Linked DNA regions of Homo sapiens: region 1 is linked to region 2. A link is an interaction called in ENCODE POLR2A ChIA-PET data of the cell type or tissue named here. Cell type or tissue: MCF 10A. All regions are shown on one strand. Each heading gives the region's core, and the rest is flanking DNA. Links, peaks and the distances in the headings are about the cores only. Region 1 overlaps ADGRB2 (adhesion G protein-coupled receptor B2). Region 2 holds the start of COL16A1 (collagen type XVI alpha 1 chain).

What was found. Peaks named below come from ENCODE experiments on the same cell type or tissue, not always from the same donor. Only the 100,000 strongest peaks of a DNase experiment are listed, where the experiment ranks them.
Region 1: POLR2A ChIA-PET joins it to region 2 with 10 read pairs; 12 of 35 experiments call an interaction of 5 or more read pairs at or near these places.

The regions. Positions count from the first base shown.
Region 1 is chr1:31,750,017-31,758,285 of GRCh38, forward strand. It overlaps ADGRB2 (adhesion G protein-coupled receptor B2), which reads right to left. Exons shown (of 33, transcript NM_001364857.2): 2 at 7,366-7,495; 3 at 7,185-7,265; 4 at 5,983-6,799. The coding sequence starts at 7,205. Among named protein-coding and RNA genes, the nearest start is that of MIR4254, 4.6 kb to the right of the region's middle. RefSeq lists enhancers at 1,057-1,136, 3,162-3,776, 3,777-4,390, 4,757-5,363, 5,969-6,574 and 1 more. In MCF 10A, for the core only: no CTCF peak of the experiment used is centred there; a DNase peak (open chromatin) is centred at 4,065.
Region 2 is chr1:31,697,905-31,706,222 of GRCh38, forward strand. It overlaps COL16A1 (collagen type XVI alpha 1 chain), which reads right to left and starts at 6,113. Exons shown (of 71, transcript NM_001856.4): 1 at 5,933-6,113; 2 at 4,217-4,323; 3 at 2,137-2,211; 4 at 1,909-2,026; 5 at 579-702; 6 at 2-268. The coding sequence starts at 4,289. RefSeq lists enhancers at 1,212-1,965, 3,472-4,224 and a silencer at 7,534-7,583. In MCF 10A, for the core only: a CTCF peak has its summit at 7,454; DNase peaks (open chromatin) are centred at 3,327, 3,647 and 7,467.

The sequences.
Region 1 (8,269 bases), core at 1-8,000, 52 kb after region 2:
TTATCCCTAGAATGTACAAATGCTTTCCTCCCTCCACACATCTGCTAACACTATTCCCTGCCCTTGAAATACCCTTCCCTCTATTGCAATCTGCCAAAATCATCTACATGTCAGTTGCCACCTCCTCCAGGAAGCCTTCCTAGACTGACAATACAGTGGTTTCGATATGCTGGTCCTCTTTTCTATGGCCTAGTCCCCAGGCCATCTTCTTCTATACCTGTGAGGATCTTGGGCTCATCCCTCCTGTGGTCCCTGAGGAAGGGTCTCAGTCTCCCATGCTGCTCTTGTTCAGAGGGCCTAGCTTCTGGGAAGACAGGCATTCAGCAAACATGGGCCAGATATTGCTGGGAGTTCCTCCACCCCAACCACAGAGAGGCCCCTCTTGCTTCACCCCTGGTGCCAGCAGGCGGGGTGAGCACAGGCTCTTTGTCACTTGCACAGGACTGCAGATACCTGCTATGCTGTGCTTCACAGACCCCTCCCCCCAAACTCCACACAGTCCTGTGCCCTCAGCCTACTATGGTATGAATGTGTTAAAAATAACCACAATAATCATCACTTCCACAGGGAGAGAGCGCTGTGATTTACAAAGCAATCGTCCCTTCCCTGGGCTCCCTGCTTCCTTCCTGAGGCTGGTCCCAGAGCCCTGAGCAGGAGCCGACTGATCCCCTTGACACATGCTCTGTCATGTCCCCCCATGGCACCCCATCCCCAGCAGTGCTTCTTGCACCCCACAGTGTATCAGAATCACAGGGCGCAGTGGGGGAAAGAGGTGGCTTTTGAAAGGCACAGGCTCTACCCCTGCAGTCCAATGAAACTGGGTACCCCTATGAGATCATGTACCTAGCCAGAATGCCAGACCGCCCCCCCCAATAATTCTTCCTCCCCAGGCTGCTGACCTATCTACTCAGCCTCCCACCACAGAGAGCTGGGTCCCTGCCACCTCCCCCATGTGGCCAGAAGCTCCTCGAGAGCAGGGATCGTGTCTGACTCAGCCTGCTTCCCCCAAGACGCCCAGTTTCTTGCTGCCATAAAGCCCTTGGCCAAGAGGATGAGGCCCCAGTGTCCTGGGATGGCAGTCAAAGCCCTGGCCCCGTCTCCCTCCACCAGGGCTACCATCCAGCAGCTCCAGTCTCTTTATAGCTCCTACCCCCGGCGTGGTTCACACCTCCACGCCCTTGCACAGGCTGTTTCCTCTACCTCGAAAGCCCTTCCTCCTGAGAGCTTCCCCAAAGCATGGGGCGGAAGATGACTTGGGGCGGCTCACAAATGTGCCATTAAATGACACTGGATCCTGGACTGAGGATGTCAGGCTCTCCCAGGTCTCTTCATCAGTTTGTATGGGATAGTCTGGTTTGTGCCTGTTGTCCTGATGTAATTGATGGTACCCACCTCTTCCCTTTCATAACCTCAGATGTGTCACAGTTTAGATGATAAATTACATGGTCACTTTAATCCTTCCAACTGCATGAGAGATAAAGCCTGTGCAGTTCCAGACTTTAACACATCCCCAATGTGTGCTAATTCCTCTCTCTAACAAATGGAGAGGTAGGAAAAGCATCTAGCTAGAAGTTAATAACGGCGCTTTGTTTTCACTGTGGTTGTTTCTTTGGTTATCTTCTATTTCAGATAAATGATACTCTTTCCATTTAGGATATGAAACTTATTTTTAATATATTAAATTTTAAAAATGATACAATTGAAAGAGAAATTTCACAGGCTAGTGAATTCCTATTCACTCCTTAAAACTCAACTCCAAATCACCTTCTTTAGAGCACCTTCCTCCCCTTTGTGGTTTAATCCCTTACTCTTCCTCTTCCTTTGACATCTGGCAGGGTCACAGTCGTACCTATTACACTAAATTATGATGACCCAGCTACTACTTTGTTAGGCATCTACCATGTGCCAGGCACTGGGCACTTACTCTCATCCTCTCACTGAACCCTCCCCACAGCTCTGTGGAATAGCTCTCACTACCCCCGCTTTACAGGTGATGAAGTGGGAGTGAAGGAACTTATCAACAGTCACTCAGCTAGTCAGTGGTAAGGTCCAAAACTGAACCCGGACTGGGCGACTTCAGTCTGTGGCCTTGACCACCACTGTCCTAGTTAGTGCTCTCCCTCCCCCACCGGTGGGCAGACAGTGTGCCTAGCTCACCTCCTACTCATTCAGAGCCAGCCCTAGGCCTGGCACAAACTCTACTCTGATAAAGACATGAAGATGTGTGTGAGGGATTGGCTGGAACTCAGTCCCTGCTGAGATGTCTGGGGATGTCTGGGCCCCGCTCCCCACCCTATGGTAGAGCACACAGAGCCCCACCAGCACAGATCTGGGCTGGAAGGACCTTCCAGGAAATACCACCACCGTGTGTGCTGGGTCTCCCCGCCCCCACCCTGCCTCCTCACTGCCTGGGCCCCCAACAGGCAGGGAAGGCCCCCACTTCCTGCTGCCAGACCAGGATGGCCGAGAGAGCAGCAGGGTCTGAGCGCTGGGAGGGAAACGCCAATCTTAGGACAGGGCTGGGCAAATCAGAGGCAGCTTCCTAGAGGGGACAGGGCTTGAGCAGTGCTTAGAAGGATGCAGGAGTTCTGGATAACCAAGGGCAAACACCATTCGAGGAGCCTCAGTTGAAAGGGTGGGGGAGAATTCGAAAGAAGGCTCAAAAGCAGGTGGTAGCTAGGTCCCGGGTGGGGCTTGGACACCAGGCTGAGGAGTTTCAGTAGCACTGGGGATTTGCTGGGGGCTCGATCAGGGGGTGACACACAGATAACTGGGGGTTCTGAGGCCCCAAGATGGGCAGCACCTTGTCCAAGTCACAGAGCAGCAGTGGCAGGTGGGGTTTTGAGCCCACTCTTGCCTCCCAGGAGACCCCAGGTTCACCTGGTGGCCACACCTCAAGGATGGAGCCTGATGATGGGGAGGGTGAGCCTGCAGCAAGCAGCCAGGGGCAGGCCAGTGCCCACAGGGGAGGTAGGGATTGTGGCCAAGGAGAGAGGCGTGCATGAGGCGGGGTTCTTTCTCCCAAGTATCACTGGGCACAGCCATTCCCACTGCCCAGTGCCTCCTCAGGATTAGAGGGTCAGTGGGCAGGAACTGCAGGCTGGCACTGGCCATCAGGAGCTGAGCCCTGCAGCTGGCACTAACTCTGCGGCCCGCCTTCCAGCCCTGACCTCAGCCAGCCTCCGTGCCAGTCCTCCACCAAGCTCCTTCCTGCCTGCCTTTCTTTTCTTCCTTTTCCCCCACTTAACAGATTGCGGCAGCAAGATGGCACAAATTTATGGCTCAACTCACCAAAAATAACAAGAGATCTATCAAAGGCAGTTTGCGTGAAATTAACAGGCGCCTGTACCCTCTTGTCAAACTCACTCGGCTCTGAGGCGTCCCAGGCACTCCGCCAGTCACTGCCCACCAGCCCCCAGCCCAGTGCTCTTCCGGTACCAGCCCAAGCCCACCCTGCTAGGCCTCACTGTGGATCTTCCTCGGGGGTGTCCCAGAGAAGATGAACACAGCTTCCCTGCCCTGGTGCCTGGGAGAGGGGCCAGGACAAGGGTCTCACCCTTCCTGCTCACTACCATCCCCACGAATCTTGCTCTCAGTCTGGCAGCTGCAGGTGCCAGTCCATTCTCCTGCAGCCCAGTGGGGAGGAGACAAGGGGAGGAATGGAGGGGGCCAAAGGCTCGGCAAAGGTGGTGCTGCCACAAGGCACAGACGGTGCCACGGACCCTCAGACATGCCCTGACATGTGGAACAAACAGTCATGTGCCCGCTATGTCTCACACCAGAAAGGTTGGGCAGGAGGGAGGGGATGGCAGAATAGAAGAGCTTCCTGCCTGCCAAGGGAGGGGAAGGGGCTGTGCCAGCCCAGCTCTGGGCACCAGTGTGCCATGTGAGCCCACTTATGACAGCTGATGCCACATCATCCCATGCCAACTCCCTACAGGGGCCCTCCCTAAAAAGCAACCCCAAGGAAACATGCCAAGTAGGACAAGGGGCAAGAGCAGAGGTCAGGCTTGGGAACAGCTGGGAGCCCCAGCTCAGGGCTCCCTGCTCAGAGAGACACCTGGCCTCATGCCCAGGAATAATCAGGCATCCAGTCTCCACCCATCTCTAGCCCCAGAGGCCTCTGCAGAGGCTCTGATGATGGTGCCTTTCCCATCACCGGCCCTCTCTGATCCCCAAAGACACCCCAGCTACCAACCAACTCCTGCTTCCGGCTTCAACCAAGCCCAGCTGGCTGCTCCTGGCTCTGTGCTCCACATGGCAGCCCGCCCAGATGGTGCCCGCCCATGAGGGCAGAGCCTTGCTCCGTCCACTGCAGATCACTGGACCGATGGACCGCAGGGAAAGCCAGACAAAAGAACCCGCCTGCAGCTGAGCACGATGGGGGAGACCCCCACAGAGTGACAGGCAGTGGTGGCCATGCAGGAAGAGCCATAAGCCTCCTGATATACGCCTGGCGTTCTCCGCCGATGTTCAACAAAGAAGCAAAATTCAATTTCTTCCTACAGGCACTAAATCCCAGGCCAGCCTCCAGGGCCTGTAACCTACCCGCGGCCCGGCTGTCACTCGGACGGCTTCATTGACCGCCGTTAGAGGCCAAGCTAGCCTGGGAGAGAGGCCACAGCAAAGCCACCGGGCACTTGCCGTGGATGGGCACGATGTCAGATGTCTCATTGGAGAAGCCAAGAAGGCCCCCATCGAAAGTACTGGGTTAGGCTACTTTCAAGATAACTACCCCCTCTAATTAATTCAGGGATACCTCCCCATTCTACAAAGAAACCACTGCCCACCAAAAATAAAGGGATCAACTCAAGGTAACAGTCAAAGGTAGAGGCCAACTCCAGGGCTCTAGCCAGCAGAGCAGGGCTGGGGACAGGCCGCTCTCCTCCAGCACTCCTAGCAGCCCTCACATGATACCCTGTCTCCTTGTAAACACTCTCCCAGTGAAATCCAGATGCCCTTTCCATCCTCTATCCCTGCATCCTTGATCCTCATGAGGATAAGCCAGCACCTGTATCCCAAATGGGGAAACTGAGGCCCAGAGAGAGGAGAGGCCTCCCTGTCGGTACCAGAGCTGCAGACCAGACCCCAGACCTGCCTCCTTCCCATCCCCATGTCATCAGTCCCTGTTCCCTCCAGGTCTCCTGGTCAGTCCCCGGCCCAGCACTGTTCAGCGGGCACACAGGATCCAGCTGAGGCCCTCAGGGCCTTGAAGCTGCAGGAAGCAGGGTCTGTAGAAGGCAGCCGTGGCTGAGGGAGCTGGGGTGGGAGCGGGAGCAGGCAGGACTCAAGGGCTCGCAGAGCTTTTGCCCAGTCAGCAGGAAGCTCTAGCAGCTGGCGGCCTCGGTCCCAGAAGACATGGGTCCTGAGGGGGAAGACGGGACACTGGGAGCTGAGCCAGCCCAGCCCTCCAAGGCAGCCTGGAAGCTCAGGCCTCTTCACCCAGGGACACTCTTCCTTGCCTCTCTCTGCCCTGACCCCGGGGCAACTGCCAAAACTCACTGACCTGTGTGGACAGGAATGCATCCCTGCTCCCTGCCTACTCCAGCCTCCAGGCAAACTTGTCAACTTGCAGCGCCAGGGCCTGCCACGATCATTCCCAGCCTTGGGCCTTTGTGCACCCTTCTTGCTCTGCCTAGAATGCCCTCATCTCACTTCTGCTTGTCCTTCAGGTCTCTGTTCCTGTATTACTTCCTTCAGGGAGCCTCCCCTGGCTGCCCAGTTAGGAGGTCCCTCCCTGGGTTTATATATCACCCTGCATTATCTGATCTGTGCCCCCATTCATCTAGCCAGTCTGCAAACTCTTCAAGAGTGAGGTCTCACTGCCATGCATTTTGGTGACCGCAACATTTGGACAAGGCTCAGCAGAGGGGTGACATCAGTGAACAGCTACATGCATGGCCGAGGATCTGCCAGGATGGACACCAGGGACACTGTCAGCCCCTGCAGACCCCGCCCCACCCAGGCCCTGCTGAGACTCACCATATCTCATCTCGGTTGTGAACAGATCATTGCTGCTCCCCGAGTGCAAATCGGCCTCAGCAGGTGGGGCTGGGCCCCCGGGCACCAGGGCATTGGACAGGGTGTGGGCAGCAGGAGGGCCTGGAGATGTGGTGGTGGTGGAGCCGGCCCCCGCCTCTCCAGGGCAGCTGCAGCCTGGCTGAGCAAAGCCGCAGGCCCTGCCGGCAGCGCGGCCACACTCCTCACTCCAGCGGCAGAGCACACCACAGGTGAATTGGCTAGAGTTGTTGTTGTTGATGAGCAAGACCTCGACAAAGCGGAAGGCTAGGGCAGCGGGCGCCAGCAGGCGCGGGGCCTCGGAGGGCTCAGCCGACAGGCACAGCTGCACGAAGTTCTTGTCGAAGTGCAGGAAGGTAAAGGGGCCTGAGCCGCTGCACAGCTCCAACCCCGCTGCCGCCTCTGCCTCCTCCTCTTCTGGCCGCCCCACCTCTGACTCCGCCTGGGCCACCGCCTCCTCGGGGCTAGGCCGCAGGCAGGTAAAGTTGACCAGGTAGTGGTCCAGGGGCAGCAGGCGGGGGGCAAAGTGTGCGCACACCTGCTCCTGGCGGTTGAAGCGCAGGTAGAGGGAGTACTTGGTGGGGTCAGGGTTCTCCAGGGTCCAGGAGCAGCCCGAGGCGATGGTAGGAAAGAGGTCCTGCAGCGAGAAGGCCCCGTAGAGCACACCCGAGGCCAGGGCAGAGCAGGCACTGGGGGCGGGGTCGAAGGCGGTGGCCAGGCGCAGGGACAGAATCACAGACAGTAAGAGGGGACAGGCTGGGGTCATCCTATGTCCCTTGCCCTGTGGAGAGAGACAGTGGTCAGCGGGCCCCCAGCACAGCCAGCATGGGCTCTGAACCTTCTATGGTGAGCTGCGGGAGTGGGCCTCATAAGTTAAGACCCTGGTCTTTGAAGTGTCACCTGGGTCCACCTGTGTGAACTTAGACAAGGGACTTGACCTCTCTGAGCCTCAGTTTCCTTACCTGTAAAATGGACCAATGATAGGACCTATCGCACAAGTTTCCTACAAGGGTGAAATAAGTAAGGGAAAGGACTCGCGAGAGTGCCTGGAATCTTGTGAGCCCTGAAGAAACAGTAGTTGTTGTTGCCATCGTTCTGTTTCCTCAGAGTCAGCCCATCAACTACAAGCATATTCGCCTTGCATTCAGATCCAGCCCCAGCCTCACCATCCAACCTGTATTCTCCATAACTCTTGCTCTCCATCCCCGTGTGTCGTGATCAGCTGTGAGGCATGTCACCGCGTAATCCTGTGGTAATTGTCAAAGTGGTGATGTTTGACTATGATTTGCTTTTTTATAAATTAGAGCAATTTGAGGTTATTCCTGGAACAATGTCATTCTCACTCACTTGCTTTACTGAGAGGGAGAGAAAGGGGCGGAGTTACAGCCAGTGTGCCAGGAACTGCGCACAACCTGAGCCATGCCCACAGGAGGGCACTGTCAGTGTGGACGTCACATGTATCACTGCTGTGGATTTCCTGGTTGGAATAAGGGGGAGAGGCACCGAGTAAGGGGACATTGGGCTTGAGCCCCAACCCAGCCAGCCACCTGCTGGTGGGTGACCCTCATGAGTCTCAGTTTTCTCATCTGTAAAATGGGTGCAGAAATTCCCCCTCTTACTTCCCTCTTCCCCTCCAGCTCCATGGGATTATCTTCCAAGGCCTGGTTCAGGGCCTGCTACCCCACCCCCCACTACCCACCTGTGAAGCCACCAGCCAGTCGTGACCTCTCTCCTATACTGTTTCCCCAAGGCTAGTTCATTCAGCTTATGGGTCTTCCAGTTCCTAAGAGTGGGGACCCAAGCTTGTTGCTTTCTACCTTCCCTTAAAGTGCTGCCCTAAGCTGAGCTCCCAACAGGTGTGAATGTACTCCAGGTGTGGGTGGGCACCTAGGACCCAAGCCCGACCCATACAGACACACAGAGCAGTCAGGCCAGAGTGGGTAAGGGCTGAGGATGGGGGGAGCTGCAGGTGCCCTCCCACCCACCAGGCCAGGGCTGTGTCACTGCCCACAGCCTGCGCAACCTCTACCCAACTGCCCAGAAAATGGAACCTAGCGCGTGGTCTGAATCAGCCCCACTTCCAATCCTACCCCCCAAGTAATCCAAGCGGCCTCCCTCCTGCATGCCACAGGATAGCTCACAGCACTGCATGGGCCCCCTAGAGCCCAGCTGGTCCTCATCAGAGGAGAAAAGATGGGGCTAGGAAAAGGGAGACAACCCGCTCCAGATCACACAAAGGTGGCCACAGAGG
Region 2 (8,318 bases), core at 161-8,160:
CCGAGACAGGCTTGCCCTGCTCAGCATCCAAGCCTAGAAATACATGGCCCACAGGCCTCATGGGTCGTCGGGGCCCCAGAGGCTGGGAGGAGGCTGAGCTGCAGTCCACGTGCACAGAGGCCACACGTCCAGCCACACTCAGCATCAGCTTGTGCCAACGCAAGTCGAAGAGCTGGGGCACTGGGAAGATGCAGGACACAAAGTCGCCATCCTGGCCCTGGGCCCTGAGCTCCAGGCTCCGCTCTTGGCTGTTGACTTCCAGGGATATCTGGGTAGAATTTGGAAAGGGAAAGGACAGAGATTCAGAGCTCCAGAGTCACACCATGGGCACGTTCAGGGACCTTGAACTCATTTCACAGGAGGGGAACTGAGGCCCAGAAAGAGAAGAAAGCCGGCTGGGGTCAAGGAGCTATACATCCTGAAAGAATGAGGTAGGTACTGGTGGGCTGGGGACAGGCTTGAGGGTAGGCACAGGATGGAGCAGGGAGACCCCAGAAGTCACAAGCCGGGATGAAAGGTGGGCTGGACTGGTGCTACCCAATGCCCTAAGAGGCAATCAGGGCACAGGGGAGGTTCACCTGTGGATACCCATTTGCATCGGTCACTTGAAACAGATACCACGTCTTCTGGTGGGTGTGTTTCTTCAGCAGTAGTGTCAGCACCAGGGCAAACTCCTCCGGGAGACCCCGAGGGAATACTCTTCTGGAGATGGAGCAGGGAGGGTGCCCTGAGGCTCCAATGAGGACCCAAATGCTGCCCACCCTGAGCCCTCAGGACTGCTGAGCCTACCCAAGACATCCACAGGCACACATCTTCCATCATATACATTCATTCACTCTCCATACCTTTACTGAGTGCCTTCCGCGAGCTAGGTGCGGGTCTGGCTGCTGGGAATAACAGTGGTGAAGGCTGGGTGCGGTGGCTCATGCCTGTAATCCCAGCACTTTGGGAGGCCGAGGTGGGCGGATCACCTGAGGCCAGGAGTTGGAGACCAGCCTGGGCAGCATGGTGAAACACCGTCTCTACTAAAAATACAAAAAATTCGCCAGGTGTAGTGGCAGGCGCCTGTAATCCCAGCTACCCGGGAGGCTGAGGCAGGAGAATTGCTTGAACCCAGGAGGTGGAGGTTGCAGTGAGCCAAGATCACGCCACTGCACTCCAGCCTGGGCAACAGAGCAAGACTTGGTCTCAAAAAGAAAACCAACCAACCAACCAAACAAACAAACAAACAAAAAACCCACATACACAGTGGTGAAAATACAGAGGCACTGCCTGCCTTCATGGAGCCTTCACGTCTGATGGGGGCAGGGAGGCCATGAGCAAAGAATCCCCAGAATGACTATTTCGCTATCGCATTGCAATTTGAATAAGTGCTTCCAATGAACCCAGAATACCCTAGGTGAATAACTGGAGCAAGGGTGGAAGGAGAGATACTGAAAAAAAGATGGAAAGGGTTCAGCATGACCAGAGCAGCAAGAGATAAAAAAGAGCATTTTGAGAGCTGAGGTTGAAGAGGCAAGCAGGGGCCAGGCCAGGGCTTGTGGGAATTTGGACTTCACACACATGGGTGCACACACACGCATGTGCGCACACACACACATGCACACACGCACATGACTCTTGCCAGGTTCCCGCCCACATCCTGTGTTCTCACAGTGCCCACAGGATGCAGACCTGTTCCCACCCACTGCTGGCCAGAGACAGGGGAAAGACAGAAGGTAGGTCTGCCAGGTACCACCTCTCAGCCCACCCTGCAAGCCCAGGGGTGGAGACCAGGTTGACTCCTGGCAGGGGCTGGGATGCAATGACCCACAGACAGGCCCCTGGGCTTAAGCCCCACATCTGGAGTTGCTGAGGAGTGTGGCTGAGGTCAGTGTTGATTCTCAGTGGTCACATGGATGCATTTACCGCGTGGGCTGGGTCACGGGGGCCGCCCCCAGGCGCAGGATGAGAGGCCCCTTGGGGTTGCGGATCTTCTTGATGGCAGACGTCTTCATGAGGCTGAGTCGGTGGATGAGGTTGAAGCCTTTGGGGGAGACATCAGGTGAAGAGCTCAGCTGAGCAGGTGGAGAGGGGTACAGATCACTCCCAGAGGAAGGTTGCAGGGACGGCGCGATGAGATGGTTGGGTGCTCACCAGTCACGTTGGCTGGCAGGCTACTACTGTGTTCCAATTTGAGTCCTTCCTGCTGTGAAGGTGGGCATTGTGCACCTAGAAGAGAAGGGGCAGGGGGGCATTAGGTGCGCTCAGGCCAAGGTTGCTGCACGGCTGGACGCCTGGGGAACCTGGGAGGGAGCAAGTTTATAGTCCTCACTCTGGACCATCAGCTAGATCCTGCCTTCACCACCTGCCTTCTGACCCTGGCTCCCCAGGAAGCCTGGAGGCCCCCAACCCAGCATACAGTTTGGAAGACTGAGGTCCAGAGACTGAGGCCCAGGCCAAGGTCACTAAGTGAGCCAACAGCAGAGCAGGCCCAGAACTCCAGGAACCCAAATCTCCCAGCACTCCAAGTCAGGAGCTAGGCCAGCAAGGGAGAGAATACACGAAGCTCTAGGTGGCTCTCGAGCACAGATGGAGTGGGGAGCTGTGTATTTACACATGTGCCCCCTCCATGACATACACCCAGGTGGGGGGCAGAGGAGCTCTTCAGGGGTAAGGAAATGTCAGAATCATGCACATTGTGTGTTATGTACAATTATATGTACGTGTCTGTACATGTGGGAGTTGTAGGTGCCCATGCCACGAGGGATGACATGTGCAGCTGGCACACGTGTTCTCAGCAATAGGAACGTCCTACATCCAAATCAGACAAGCAGGCCAGACACAAGTAGGAGCCAACAGAATGAATATTTACCTGAATAACCACCTTGTGAAACAGCGAGAAGAGACTGAGGGTCTGAGGGGACCACAAGCTCAAGGGTACCACCAGGGCCTTGGAGCTCCAGGAAGGGCATATTAATGGGTTAGGGCTCCCAGAGAAGGAGATAGCTTAACTCAGGTTTCCAAAGCCCTGAAAGAACAGGTGGGCAGCCATGGGCCTCCCTCGCCCTGGGGCTGACTGAGCAGAAGTGTTGGGGGAGGTGCTACAACAGGAAAGACAGAGGCCAGAATCAAAAAGGCCTTCTCATCAATGCAGAGGGATAGGTGGGAGAAGACGGTGAAGACAGCTCCTAGAAGCTGGCCTTGCACTCTCTGGCTAGACTGGCTGGAAGAAGGAATCCTGGGGCCCTGGGGCCCGGTGCCAATGACCCCACTGCACTCTCCCTCCCCCAGGTCTGGTCAGAAAGACCATCACTGTCTTCAGCATCACAGCAGCAATGGGTGACTCACCCCTTGGCAATGGGCCCAGATTCCTTACAGATGTTGAAATTATCTGCCCCATCCCCCCCAGGGGACCCAGTGAGGGAGAGGAGAGCAAAGCTCACGCACACACAAGCAGAAACACATATGTGCACATACAAGGGGCAGGCGGCCACACTCACCCTGGGTCCACAATCCCTTTCACCTCAGCTTCTTGGTTTTTCTGCTTTTCCTAGCTGGGTTTGGGTCCTAGGAGTTCTGTTCCTGCTTGGCGAAGCAGCTGAGCTACTGAGCCCAGAGGGCACCCAGCAAGGCCAGGCAAGTTGCCCGGTCAACTTCCCCTGGCTTTGGGCCCTGGAAAGCTGCACCCTCTGTCTCATCCAGAGTCTGGGCCTCGGGGTGGGCCTTTTATTAGAGATTCAGGGCCAGCCGTGGAGGAGGAGAAGCACGTGAGCTAGAGGGATGGAGTCTCCACCATGAAAAGGATCAGCAGGACTTGGGGTTCTCTGGGGAGGCGGCGTCCTTCTGCAGGGAGAGCTCACTGCCTGTTCCTCCCCACCCCACTGGTCCTACCAGCAATGTGTCCACAGGATTGGCTTACGTATTGGGGTGGGAGGTTGTTCTCTTACACACAGAGACACAGGAATACATACGAATGCACAAAGCCAGTCTGAGAGACAAACACAGAGATGCTCAGAGACATAAACGTACGAAGACACAGGCACACACACTCTCCAGCTCACTGCACACAGGCTCAAGGGTGCCAACACCTCAGATCACCCTGAGCCCAGCCCCTAGACTCTGCTATAACTGCCCACACGACCACACATACATGGTCACATATGTGCAAGGACCCCAGCACCCCAGGATACCAGTTGCAGGCCTGTGATACTGTGACTCTCCTGTGTCATCTCACCTGTATTTGCCCCATGGCCGAAGGTAGCCCAAAGACCGAGCAGCCACAGGCCAGGAGCCCAGGATACCCACATCCCGGTCCAAAGAGGTCAGCTACAGCCACAGCACCTGAAAACCACAGAGACCGGGAAGGCGGATTTCTGAGTTCACACAGCACAACTCCACACGTGGGCAAGTCGTGGACAGCCTGTGGGGCCCAGGCACTGGTATTGGGGTGGCAGGAGGTCTGGCCAGGCATCAGTCTCTCTCAGAGGCCCAACCACAGCCCTTGGGCTAGGATTTGAGCAGAGGCGATATTCAAAATATTTAACCACCGGTATGGCACGGATACCAGCTTTCAGGCAAAGCAGAAAGCTGCCTACTGCACTGAAATAGTGTCCAGGCAGCATCTGGCTGTGCCAGTGGATACTTGCTGGATTGGGAGAGGTCTAGAAGGTCTTAGAAGGCCAGAGAAGTTGGAATAGTGATGAGGGCTTAAAGAAGAGGCTATTCTTCAAGACACGTGGAAGTATTTCAAGTCTAGCATCTTGTGCACTGTCCTGGTATATATACCAGCCTGATACCTTACTAGCGCACCCAGCTCAGCCCAGGAAGCCCTCCCAGGCACCCACAGGGTCAGGGGCTGGTGACTGGGCTGAGATTGTGGGCCACAGCCTTCCATAGGGCTGTGTGGGGGCCAAGGAAGCTTTCCCCATAGGTATAGTGGGCAGGAGAGCAGGTCTCTAGGGCTCAGGACCTCATTGCCAGCCACCCCCGCCCCCAGCTGATGGATGCTTGTCTTTTAGTTTTATTAAACCCTGATGGATGGGCCCAGATAAATCGATGCAGGCTCAGCAAGTGGCCAGCAGAGCCATACATCGTCTGGCCTCCCCCAGGACAGGCAGCTCACGTGCACAAACACAGAGCCATGCATGTGTCAGCACAGCACATGCAGATGCGCAGGTACATGTACATAAGGACACATATGTGGTACCAGTGTGCATACAAAGCTATCTGCACACAGGCATGCTCACGGAAACATATGCTCGCTGATATACCCAGACACACCAGCTTGCATATACCCACATGCGCACAGCCAGCCTATGACCACTCCTCCTGTAGGTCTTCCTGTTGGGAAGTTCTAATGCAAGTCTGACTGCATTCCTTCCAACTCTAATGAAATCCAATTTTCCTTCCCTCAATCATGGATAGGAAATGAAAACAGAAAGGACCCCTTACCCCAATATATTTGGAGATAGGACTCCAGCCCCCTTCTCCCTGGGACAGAACTGTGCCCCCAGCCTGCCTATTCATCCCCCATCCTAGTGATATACACATCCCAGCTCTCAAACCCTATCCTGGTCTTCCTCCTGCCAGCCAATAGAAGGGCTGCCAGCTGTGGCGCCATGTGGGTGCATGTGGAGGCGTGAGGATGGATGTGATCCTGTCCCCTTCCGGCTCCTAGTCTCTGGTCGCCACTCCTCAGGCTCCAGCCAGAGTGCAGGGCTGCAAGGACAGAGCCAGAGAAGCTTCCAAGGAGACGGCTCACCCCAACACAGAGGCATAGATTTGGGCGCAGGGAGTCAGAACCAGGATGGAGTTTAGAGCTCATCTCGCTCTAGAGAAGACGACCAAGGCCCAGAGAGGGAATGCCACTTTCCTCAGGTCACACAGCAAGTCTGGCAGAAAGGGCCTCTCAGCCCAGAGCCCTGAGGCCGCCCACTGTATCCCTACTTACCGGTGGCCGGGGATCCCCCCACCTCACTGAGCAGTCCAGGCAGCAGGCGGAGGAAGCAGAGCCCAGGTTCCTCAGGTCCGCTAGGGGTTCTCTATCTCTCCGTGACGGTCACGGGTCCCCAGCTTCCTGGCGCTCGAGCTCTCCCGGCTGTCTGCTGCCCGGCGCACGCCTGCCGGGGACTGCCGGCCACTCCGGGTGGGGGAAGAGAGGCGGTTCCAGGGGGCTGGGGGCCTGCCAGGGACACTAATGGAACACAGCTGGACCGGCCCGCCAGGGAGGAGGAGGAGGAGGGCCTAGAGGGGGCTCCAGCGGCACCAGAGGCGGCTAGACTGCGGGGTGCACAGCCCCGCCCCGGGTCTGGCCGAGCTCCCAGGCCCGCCCCTCCTGCCTCACCGCCAGGTGAGCGATCCTCGAGCTAGGCGGGACCCTACGTGCCCAGAGCTGCCCTGGAAGGGGGCTCCTGCGGGCCCTTTAAGAGTCAGGCCTGGAGTTTGAAGAGCTCCCCCTTTCCATGTCCCTGGCTGGGCCCCCAGAAGGCTGCGGGGTGGGGGGGCGGGGAGGGGACAGGGGTGGAGGGAGCAGGGTAGAGACCCTCCTCCCAAGTGCGTGGCACCCATGATGTGGCTGCCGCCCAAGCCTCGGTGGTCAGCTTTTTCCAATTCCTCTGCCTAACATTCCCAGTCAGTCTGTCCCTAGGTCTGTCTGTACTGGGAGGAGGAGGGTGGGAACCCCCTCCCTCCTCCGTGCTAAATTAACCCCCTCTGCTCTGGCCTGACTCCCAGAGAAGTGAGACTGAGGGAGTCCCCTTATTCCTCCTTACTCCATGAGGTTGGAAGGGCTCAAATCCCTGGCCCCTGCTCTGGCTTTGCGGTTCCAAATGTGCTGTGTAACCATACTCCGTTTTCTCATCTGGAAGATGGGATCGTGAGAGTATATGCCTCATAGACCTTTGCTGTAAGCAGGAAATGGGCCAAAGGCTGTAAGCGCTTAGCACACGGTCTGGCACATGAGAGGAGCTCAGTAAATATTTGCTGCTATTATCGTTATTACTGTGATCCCTGGCAGGGGACGGGACTGGATTTCAAGCCTTTACACCAGCACTGGGGAGGGACCTGCTTTATATTCACGGTCCAAGGACGCAAGAGGAATTGAGCTGGGCTGAAAGATTGGAGCTCTGAGGAGGAAGGAGCCGGTAATGTTCCGAGTTCTGCCCAGAGGCAGGGCCGTTGACCAAGGTGGAATCCCCACCAAGGGTCTCCTCCCGCTGTAGACCGAAAGCAAATTTATTGGCACCAAGGCTGAGGATCCACAAAGTAGGTTCAAGAGGCCATGAGATGCTGGGCTGAAGAGGGAGAAACTGAGCGTCCCCAGTTGAGGGGGGCTCTGGGGGCTCTGTGGAAGCAACGCGCCTAGCCCTGTGGCCTCGGCTAACCCGGGGTAGGGGGAGGTTGTAGGGGCAGGCCTGGGATTTCCCGCCTCCAGACCCAGAGGCGCTGAGTCAGCGGAAACCCCAACCACGCCACAGAGGCGCCCCACTGTGGTCCCAGTGAGGAGCTGGCCCCAGATGTGGCTGTGGCAGTGGTGGGGCCTGGGAAGTGCTGAGCTCAGCAGGCGGGAAGCGGAGGGGGTGGGGCCTTCTGAGCACTCTGGCCTGCGGGGTGGGTGGGCACAGGCCCCGCCTGCCCTACCAGAGGGTGCTGCCCCAGCAGTGGGCACTCGGGAGAGGTGGGAAGCGCATATAGGTCAGGCTCTGTGCTGAGAACTTCACATATGCTAACTCCTTCGATCTTTACAACAACGCCTTAAGGCAGAATTCCATTTTTATTCCCAAACCTGCAGCACAGGAAAAACACAACTTGCCCGGGATCCCACAGCTAGTCAGTGGTGGAGCAGAACTCATGTCCAGCCAGCCTAGACTCAGCACGTGCTCTTAACCACCATGCCATCCTGACAGCTCCCACCCGTGCCCCAGACAGGGCAGGTGGCTGGGCCAGGGATGGAGGAACCTGAGAAGGGAGAGCCAGATGCCTTCCCACAGCACCCCAAGGGTGCTCACAGGAACAGCCAAGCCTGGGACACACCTTACGCCTAGAAACACTATCATAGACAGTCTAGGAATGTGCCCATGCCCCTTCCTCCCTTCCACACATACGTGCACACATCCAGAAACACGCAGTCAGGTAAAGTTCTAGCACAGCACTTGAGTACGCAGACTCCATATGCATGTATAGGCACTCATGTTCACACAGACACACCCTGGCCCTAGAAACAGTTACACACAGATGTGTAGAGACTCAAGATACGCCTCCACATCAAAGATACACAGAAACACATGTAAGAGCCCAGATTACCCCACAGAAATATATCCCTGGACATATCCAAACAC